Linked DNA regions of Mus musculus: region 1 is linked to region 2. A link is a contact called in ENCODE Hi-C data. All regions are on one chromosome and are shown on one strand. Each heading gives the region's core, a stretch centred on a gene start or an enhancer-like site at or near the end of the contact. The rest is flanking DNA. Distances are from core to core; before and after follow the strand shown. Region 1 holds the start of Laptm5 (lysosomal-associated protein transmembrane 5). Region 2 holds the start of Fhl3 (four and a half LIM domains 3).

Evidence for each region. A loop is a pair of places that touch in the nucleus more often than their neighbours do.
Region 1: a loop to region 2 is called in a map of regulatory T cell, with 12 times the contacts of the local background. The contact joins the promoter of Laptm5 here to the promoter of Fhl3 in region 2. A Hi-C loop is called at or near these places in 2 of 37 maps with a recorded cell type or tissue (T-helper 17 cell and regulatory T cell).

Annotation. Positions count from the first base shown.
Region 1 is chr4:130,911,367-130,915,561 of GRCm38, forward strand. It overlaps Laptm5 (lysosomal-associated protein transmembrane 5), which reads left to right and starts at 1,950. Exons shown (of 8, transcript NM_010686.4): 1 at 1,950-2,068. The coding sequence starts at 1,982. It overlaps Gm38599 (a long non-coding RNA gene), which reads right to left and starts at 2,526. Exons shown (of 5, transcript XR_001784452.2): 1 at 2,409-2,526.
Region 2 is chr4:124,697,852-124,702,478 of GRCm38, forward strand. Fhl3 (four and a half LIM domains 3) reads left to right here and starts at 2,848. Exons shown (of 6, transcript NM_010213.3): 1 at 2,848-3,000.

The sequences.
Region 1 (4,195 bases), core at 700-3,199, 6.2 Mb after region 2:
GTTCTACTCCAGGGCATCCACCCTGGTCCCTCTGCTGCTCTCCTTACCCAGCTGGAAGTTGTCAGGATTCGAACCCAGGCTACGAGTCCTTTTATGTCAGGGCTCAGCAAGACTTTTGAAGAAGAAAGTGACTTTCAAATGAAGTATTGAAGGGATGACCAGGTCTGCCAGGAGCTTGTGTGTGTGTGTGTGTGTGTGTGTGTGTGTGTGTGTGTGTGTAAGCCAGGTGTTGACTCTGAGTGTCTTTCTCAATGGCTCTCCATATTAGTTTTGGAGACAGGTTCTCTCACTCAACCCGGAGTTCACCTACCGGATTGCAGATGGGCCACCTTACCAAGCCAGCACACGTGTGCTGGGAACCTGAACTCAGGACCTCAGGTCCTCAAGCTTGCTTGGCAAATACTCTATCGATTAAGCTATCCCCCCAGTGCTCAACCTGCCTGATTTTGTTGCCCTGACAGGACAACTCTTTTCAAGATGAGTATGCTGGGGGCCGTTTCTAATCTCTCCTGGGGCAAAAAATGCTGTGGTGTCCAATCCAAACTCCACAGTGTCACAGGACACCTGCTTGGGGCTTCCCACAGGTCTGAGCAAGGGCTTCTTGTCCCTTCCTTTATTGCAGCGTGGGTCATTTATCCCCTGAGACATCAGGGAAGAGTCTTAAGTCAGGGAAGAGTCTCAAACTTACTAATTCCAACGTTTCTTAGAGAGTGGGGAAGAACGCACAATCCCAGGTTTCTGTCTCGAGGGACCCTGCAAAGCGGGTTCGGCCAGGGGTCTCCCAGATCTCCTCCAGGGGTTACAGACCACAAGAGAAAGAGCCTATTACAGGGGCCTGGTACACACTCATGCCTATGGCTTCCCATGTGACAATTCTTCAGAGCCCAGAGTGAGGAGGAGATGGAGATGTGTGAGAAGCCCAGCTTCAGGGAGGGCCTCTAGGGCAGCGGTTCTCAACCTTCCTGGTGCTGTGGTCCTTTAACACAGTTAGTTCCTCATGCTGTGGTGATCCCCACCCATAAAATTATGTTTTGTTGCTACCTCATAACTGTAATTTTACTTCTGCTATGAGTTGTAATGTAAATATCTGATATCCAGAATATCTGATATGTGACTCCCATGAAAGGGTCGGCCGACCCCTGGACAGGTTATGATCCACAGGTTGAGAATTACTACTCTAGAGGCAGTTGGCCTCCGTTCCAGTTCCCACTCCTTTTTAGACTATCTTGGTGACTGCAAGGGAGAAATGGCTTCATCCTGTGCCTCAGTTTTTTCATCTGTGCAATGGGGATAAGAATAGCACCTCCTCCTGGGAAGTGACAGTATTCGCCTTTAATCCCAACACTTGGTAGGGAGAAGCAGGCAGATCTCTATAAGTTTGAGGCCAGCCTGCTCTACAGAGTGAGTTCCAGGACAGCCAGGGCTCTACAAAGAAACCCTGCCCCCCCCCTCCCCCCGCAAACCAAACCAAATCAGACCAGACCAAACCAAACCAAACCAAACCAAACCAAACCAACAGTCCCTCCCTGGAACAGCCCAGGTAAGGAGCTAAGCTTCACAGGATCTCGAAGGAGCAGTTTACTGACAGCTACTGTTTTTACAACCAGACACATTTGAGTTTGAATCCTTCCATTAGAACTACTGTTTGATTAGGGACAGATTTCCATATCGGATTCTTTTTCTAGAAAAGGGCTTCTAGGGCGGTGTTCAGCATCCAGGAAGCAGAGTGCATATAAATGCGGAGCCCAGCCCTGGTGAAGCATTGGAGCCCCTGGGAGTGGTAGATGCCTCAGTCGGGCTCCCTGTGACCCCCCCCCCCCTTCCCTCCCCTGCAGCTGCTACAACCCAGACTTACAGACCTGGCCCCTACCGTCTGAGGGCAAGGCGGAAGTGAGGCAGGCAGCCTGTGGCTTCCTCTTTTTTGTTCTGCTGTGGGCCCAAGACTCCTTACTCAGAGCCTCCGAAGAGGGGACTGCGCACCATGGCCTCCCGTGCAGCGCCGGTCAGACAGACATGCTGTTGTTTCAACATCCGAGTCGCCACCATAGCCCTGGCCATTTACCACATAGTGAGTATTGGGGAGTCTGGGGTGTTTGGTGTGTGTGTGTGTGTGTGTGTGTGTGTGTGTGTGTGTGTGTGCGTGAGGACACACTGAGACCTTCCAACTGGGGGATTGCTACCTATTACTTGTCTGTGGGACCCTGGACAAGCCCTGTGCTACTCTGGGCCTTAGTAGTTCCCTGTGGAGTTGAACAGAATAGTGCCCTTTTGGTTGTGGCTGTGCAAAGAGAAAGGCAGGCTGGCAACGGGGAGGAGTGCAGGTTGGGATTGTTCCAGGATGCCAAGCTCCACACAGGCCCGGGTGTAGGGCTTTCTGGGCCCTTTCCTAGTCTGGGGTCTGGGTTTACCTTTGGACTTCTACTGGGAACCAGCGACTGCTTCCTCTCAGCTCACAGCTCAGTCAAGCTGCCACCTTCTCCCTTCAAGGATGGCTTAAGCTTTGTGGCTGGGGAACTGCTTGGGGGTGGTGGGGGGCAGCCAGCATGTCACAGTGGCTGTCATTGTCACAGTGTGACCCCAGGTCCAGTCTTAGTGACCAGGGATAAGGCTCTCCCTTTGGAGTGGCCTAAAGTTGGAGTCTCTGTTCTCTTCTGCTGGGATTTACCCCTCACCCCCTGCCCCTGGCCACACTTAGCTCTCTGAGGCCCAAACATTTCTTGGCTTCAGTGACTCAGACAGAACCTGTGGCTAACAGCTCTCCTGGGCCTGGAAGAGCTTCCTCAAAATCAACCTAAATCCGTAGGCTGCTGCGCAGAGCCTGGTGACATCTGCTTCCGGCCACAGGCCGTGTGGCACCAGGCAGTGGTACAAACCAGTTCTGTCCTGAAGCTCTTGTGTGCACCTCCCTGCCCCCCTCCCCCATTCCCAGCCTTTGCTGTGCAGTCTCACATGACTTGTTGAACCTCTCTGAGCCTGTTTCTTTAGATCAAAACAGAAGATGAGGATGATAAGAGCTGTGTGTTGGGTGGCTGTGTGGGTGAAGTTGATATCTATAAAGCATGAGGGACATGTGCAACATGGTCCCCTGCCTTTCCATGAGTGTGTCTTGACCCACCTGTCCACCGAAAGCAGGGGTTCTCAACCTTCCTAATGTTGCGACTCTTAAATACGGTCCCTCACGTTGTGGTGACCCCACCCTCCCCAACCGTAACATTATTTTCATTGCTACTTCATAACCATAATTTTACTACTGTTATGAATCATAATGTAAATATATTTTTAGATAAAGAGTTGTCAAAAAGGTCTCAACCCATAGGTTGAGAACCACTGTTCTAGGGCCTGGCATGGGGGATGGGGAGACTCAGAGTCTGTCCTGTACAGCCTCAGCCAGCACAGGAGCTGAGAGGGGCGGTGGCACTCTGTCTCGGCATCAATTCTTTCAGATTGTCATTGCTGAGATAGCACACCATTCTGGGAAGGACGTGACAAGGGTCCTTATGCCAGCTCTGCCAGAGCCAGCTGTTTGAGCTCCTGGGAAAACCCGGCTTGGGGCTTGCTTCCCTATCTAAAGTGGAGACCAGGGGCTGTGGATGGGATCTTTGAACTTAGACGTTTGCAGTATGCTGGAGGTGGGGGTGGGTCACTAAGTGGCTTCAGTGGGGTGGAGGGGCTTGCGGTCGCTGGAACCCTTGCTCCATCTGCTCTGGTGGCTCTGCTCCTGTCTTGCAGAGAAATGTTTCCTGTCTGATTGGCTGGCATCTCAGAAGAGCATAAACATATTAAAAAGTAAATAAACCTGGCAGGCTGCATCGTGCAACCATTGGGTTTTCTTTTTATTCATGCGGTCTAAGCACCTCAGCTGTGGGTGCATGAGTGATGTCCCGTTTCCATAAAGATCAGGACACTGTGGGTCAAGCGATCAGGGAAGGCTTCCTGGAGTGAGTGTCACAGGTGGGGATACTGTAGTGTGGGAGGGGGAGTGTGGATGAGGAGCTGGTGTGCCCGAGGTATGCCAGGTTCCGGACCCTACTGAGACAGTTGGTGGGGGGAGGAAGTGACTTTGTGTGAAGTTGAGCCTTTGAGCCTTTCCTCTGGTGCTCCAGTGTTATTTGGGGCTTGGTCATTCTTTGCATTGTGTTAAGAAGGTCACCTCCTAGCCACCGTTCCAGGTCCCTAGACTTTGAGCCATGATTGT
Region 2 (4,627 bases), core at 1,598-4,097:
ACCCCACTTTTAAAGAATTTATTGTATTTTTATTTATGTGTTTTATTTATGTTTGTCTTTATGTGAGTAAATGTCACCTGTGTTCCTGTCTGAGGAGGCCAGAAGAGGGCATCAGATTCCTTGAAGCTGGAGTCACAAGCACTGTGAGGGGCCAGATCTATCTGCTGGGAACTGAGCTCAGCTCTTCTGGGAGGAGCTACACACTGGCTACTTTTTAGGTCAGCCTGACACAAACTAAAGCAATTTTGGAAGAAGGAAGATCAATTAAGAAAATGCCCCCACCAGATTGGCATGTAGGAAAGCCTATGGTACAATTTTTTGATGGTTGGTTGATGTGGAAGGGCCCTGCTCACTGTGGGTGGTGCCACCCCTGGGCTGGTGGTCGTGAGTGCTATAAAACAACAACAAATAACAACAAACAACAACAACAGGCTGAGAACTCATAAGAAACAAGCCAGTAAGTAGCATGTTCCACCATGGATTTTGCCCAGGCTCCTGCCCTGACTTCCCTTGAGCCGCTGCAATGTGGAATTGTAAGCTGAAATAAGCCCTTGGCTCTCTAACTTGCTTTTGGTCATGGTGTTAGAAAGCTAACAGCAAGCAGGCTCATGCACCAAGCCATCTCTCTAGCCCCCACACCCCTATTGCATTTTTAAAGAGAACTGACTCCAGAGGGTTGTCCTCTGACACAAGCACACAGGTACACTAGCACTAGCATGCACATGTGAGCCCACATACACACAAACCACCCAGATATACACCATATATATATGTATGTGTTTATTGGATAATTACATGAGTTTATATATGTGAAGTATTTAGGGAATGGTGCAAACTGGAAGCTCAGAGTTTTGGCTCTTGGTAAAGGCCTTCAATAGCACTTCAAGTCATAAAAAAAAGAAGAAAGACCCCAAGATGAAGCACCTTTACTGCTCACTAACAACTCTTCCTTTCCTGAAGGCTCTGCCCTAGTTATAGTTTCTATCGCCGGGAAGAAACCATGACCAAAAAGCAAGCTGAAGAGGAAGCGGTTTATCTGACTTCTACTTCATCATAGTGCATCACTGAAGGATGTCAGGACAAGAACACAAACAGGGCAGGGACCTTGAGGCAGGAGTTGATGTGGAGACCATGGAGGGGTGCTGCTTACTGGCTTGCTCCTCATGGCTTGCTCAGTCTGCTTTCTTATGGTATCCAGGACCACCAGCCCAGGGATGGCACCACCCACCATGGCACTGGGCTGGCTCTTCCTCCATCAATCACTAATTAGAAAAATGCCCTACAGGCTTTCTTACATCCTGATCTTATGGAAGCATTTCTCAATTGAGGTTTCCTCCTTACAAACAAACAAACACCTCTAGATTGTGTCAAGTTGACACAAAACTAGACAGTACAGTTTCCCACCATTGTCCCCACTTCAGGTCAGGACAGACAGACCCCTCTCGCTGTCTACTCCAACCAGGAATGATAGTGTTTCCTGCATTCCTGTACATAGAGCTCCCTAGACCTGGGAGACAAGTCCCAGAGGAAGGGCTCACCCTCAGACTGTCTGATAGTAGGTGCCTGGCAGGGAGTGGCAGGGGGTCCAAATGAAAGCAGTGTGTGACATTCATCCCTCATTTACTGCAGGTCAAACACTGGAGTAGATACTGGGAATGCAGTAGTGAAAAAAAAAAAAAAAAAAAACCGACCCAACCTCTGCCCTCGTGGCATTTGCAATTTAAGAATCAACAACATTTAAGCAATCCTTTAACTCTGAAAGAAAACCTGGCCTAGAGGCTGTCTTAGGACCTAGCAACCAGACCCCTGATACAGAAGGGAAGGCGCCACACCAGCCTTGAAGGGTCTTAATCCCCAAAATGCTAGCAAGGCTGGATGCAGCCTTGAATTAGGGGGGGCCTCTCTGGACATCTGAATCATCCCCGAGACGCAAAGGTTATTACCAGGGTTAGTTTGTTGTCTCTTGTTTTGCAAACAGCACAACAGAGCTCCCCCACCCCCACCCCGCCCTCCAGATCAAGGCTATTTATTCCTAGTGACAAGCCTGAGGATCCCAAGGGGGGTGGCCTCAAGGACCTGGATGGGCCTCGTGTCCCTGGCAGACACTAGTCCTCCCTTCCCGGAATAGGGTAGAAGCTGGAGGATCAAAAACTGCACAAGTTCCCTCCCTTCTTAACCACCCCTGCCTGCACCAACCACTCGCACTGTTCACACACCCTCTCGAGAAACCCAAAGCCAGGGAGGCCGAGGATTAGGGTCTCCCTGAGCCTCAAAGGTCAAAACTATTCCTGGGCACTATAGAAACCTCAGTGCCAGGGCACAGTTGAGGATGGGGAGGTTGTTGCCTGTGCTTTCGCCAGTCGCTTATAGAATAAAGCCCTTTGAAATTGAGGAGGATAAAGGCTCGCTCTCTTTAGCCCAAGTTTCTAGAAAAAAAAAAAAAACCTTGATCTCCGCTGGTAAGGCAGAATCAAAACCACGCCTCCAGCCGGCTGGATTAAGGCCTCCTTCCCAAGCTAAGGTTTAGTGTAACATCTGGGGATGAGCTAGAGGGAAAAGAGGAAGGGAGGTCTGGTCTCCAGATGGACTCTAGCTAGTCCTAGGAGCTCTGCACCCCTGGCCTGAGATCGCTTCCAGCCGTCCCCCGGGGTCCGAAGGGCGCAGGAGGCGGGTTAAGCTGCAGGGGGCGAGCAAGGAGTGGTCGAGGAGGTCAGAGCACCAGGTTCGACTGGGCTGGGCTCGCCGCAGGCAGGAGGGGGCGGGGTCTGGCCCTTGCGGGCGGGTTGGGGGCCCGGGGGCGGGGTCCGGGCGGGGCGGGCCCGAGCACTTCCTCGGAGGCTTAGGGCCGCGCGCCCACTCGCCCACACAGTCAGTCGCAGCCGGCTACCTCGCCGCTGCTCTCTCGGCCCCCCTCCGCCTGGCCCACAGGTAGGAGCCGCCGGGCGATCGGCTCCCGCCCCACCCACGCCGCGCGCGCCCAGCTCCCGCGCCCGCTTCGAGGTGAGAGTCCCCCGCCCCAGCTGCGCTCGGACCAGGGTCGCTCTCTGGGCCCCTCACCCCTGTCTTCTGCTGGGGCATCCCGAATTCGGGACCCCACGCGCCTGCACGGACCCCACCGCTCCGCGCCTCCCGGCCGGGCGGGGACCGCCAGAGTTGCAAGGGGTGGGGACCAAGTTTGAACTAGAAAAGCTACAGAGATCAGCAGGGTTGGAGAAACTGAGGCTCTTAGGGAGCCTGGTAGAACAGACAAGGACGCGCGCCCCAGGAGGCTACCGGGACCACTCCAACGAGGGCAGAGAATGGCCGGATGAACTTCTCGAGGCACGGCGGGGACCCGGGTTCTGGGGAGCATTTTAAGAAGCAAATGTATGGCCCCAGGGAACTCATTGCTAGCACCCTTCCCAGGGCCTTGGAGGGCCCCGAGGCTGGAGCTTGTTAGACTAGCGCTAAATCTGCCTCCCGGAGGCCTAAAGAGACTCTCAGGTCAGAGACATAGAGACGTCGAGAGAGACCAAGACTTGGATATGAACAGGGATAGAGATCCCCAGAGTGGAGGCCCTACTGGGACACAGCTCCAGAGATACAGGAACACCTTCACCCAAACACAAAGACGGGTACTGACTAAGCTCAAGGGTACTGAGAGGTACGGAGTGGAGGCTAGAGTTCGCTGAGGAGAGACACCTAGTGTGTTCACTGACAGCTGCCCCAGGCTTGAAAGGGTGGAGGCAAGGCTAGGGGGAAATTGACTCTTAGCCAGCCCATCCCCCAGGAGGCAGAGGACCTGAGGCTGTAAAGCTGAGCTGAAGAGAGAGAGAGAGCCCCATACACACACAGCCACTAAGACAGCGCCAACTTATTTTTAAACTCAAATCTTGGACGCTCTGCTTCAGCCCTAGGGGACTCTGGGGTGAATGAAATGTCCCTCTCCTGTTCTCGGAGCAGCTGCAGGATCTGCTCCCTTCGCCCTAAACTGCTTTGACTTCCAGGCCCTGTGGGGAAGAGGGGCAGTGGAGAGTTTGGGATTGGTGCCTGGTTGGGGGGGGGCTCTAATTTCTCCCCTAAGTCTCTTGTCAAGGGGGAGGGGTCTTCTCTGAGTTACAGCTGTGGGGTCTGGCCAGGGTCCTCCTGGACTTGGGATGGGCGGGGGGGGGGGGTTGCGGGAGGCGGGGAAGGGGGATATACTAAAGGGTTGAGCAGTTGGCATGGGTAATTGGAAAGACTTCTGGGTGTCTTCCAATGGCAGGCTGGCAGCCGGGGAAGACAGCCAGCTCTAGTGTATCTCCTGTTCGCCCTCCCTCCCCCCCAAAGGATGACTGCCCCTTCCACCACTACCAAAGCATTTCTAGGCAGAGTTCCCCTCTGATGGATAGGACACTTCTGCTCCAATTGCTGAACAGCCTTGGCCATGCCCCTAGCCTGCCCCTGGTATCTTGTACTGAGCTCTAAAGGGGACCTATACTCTGTCCTTCCTTTTCGTAAGCTGAGATGCAGTGGTCGTGGGGTGTGTATTTTGTAGATGACAAGGAATCTAGCAAGTATGTGCTCCTGGGAACTAACCATCTCTAAGGTCTTTAAAGTCCCCCCCACCCCACCCTGGTATCCCACTGGCTGGGCTAGAGCTTACGAT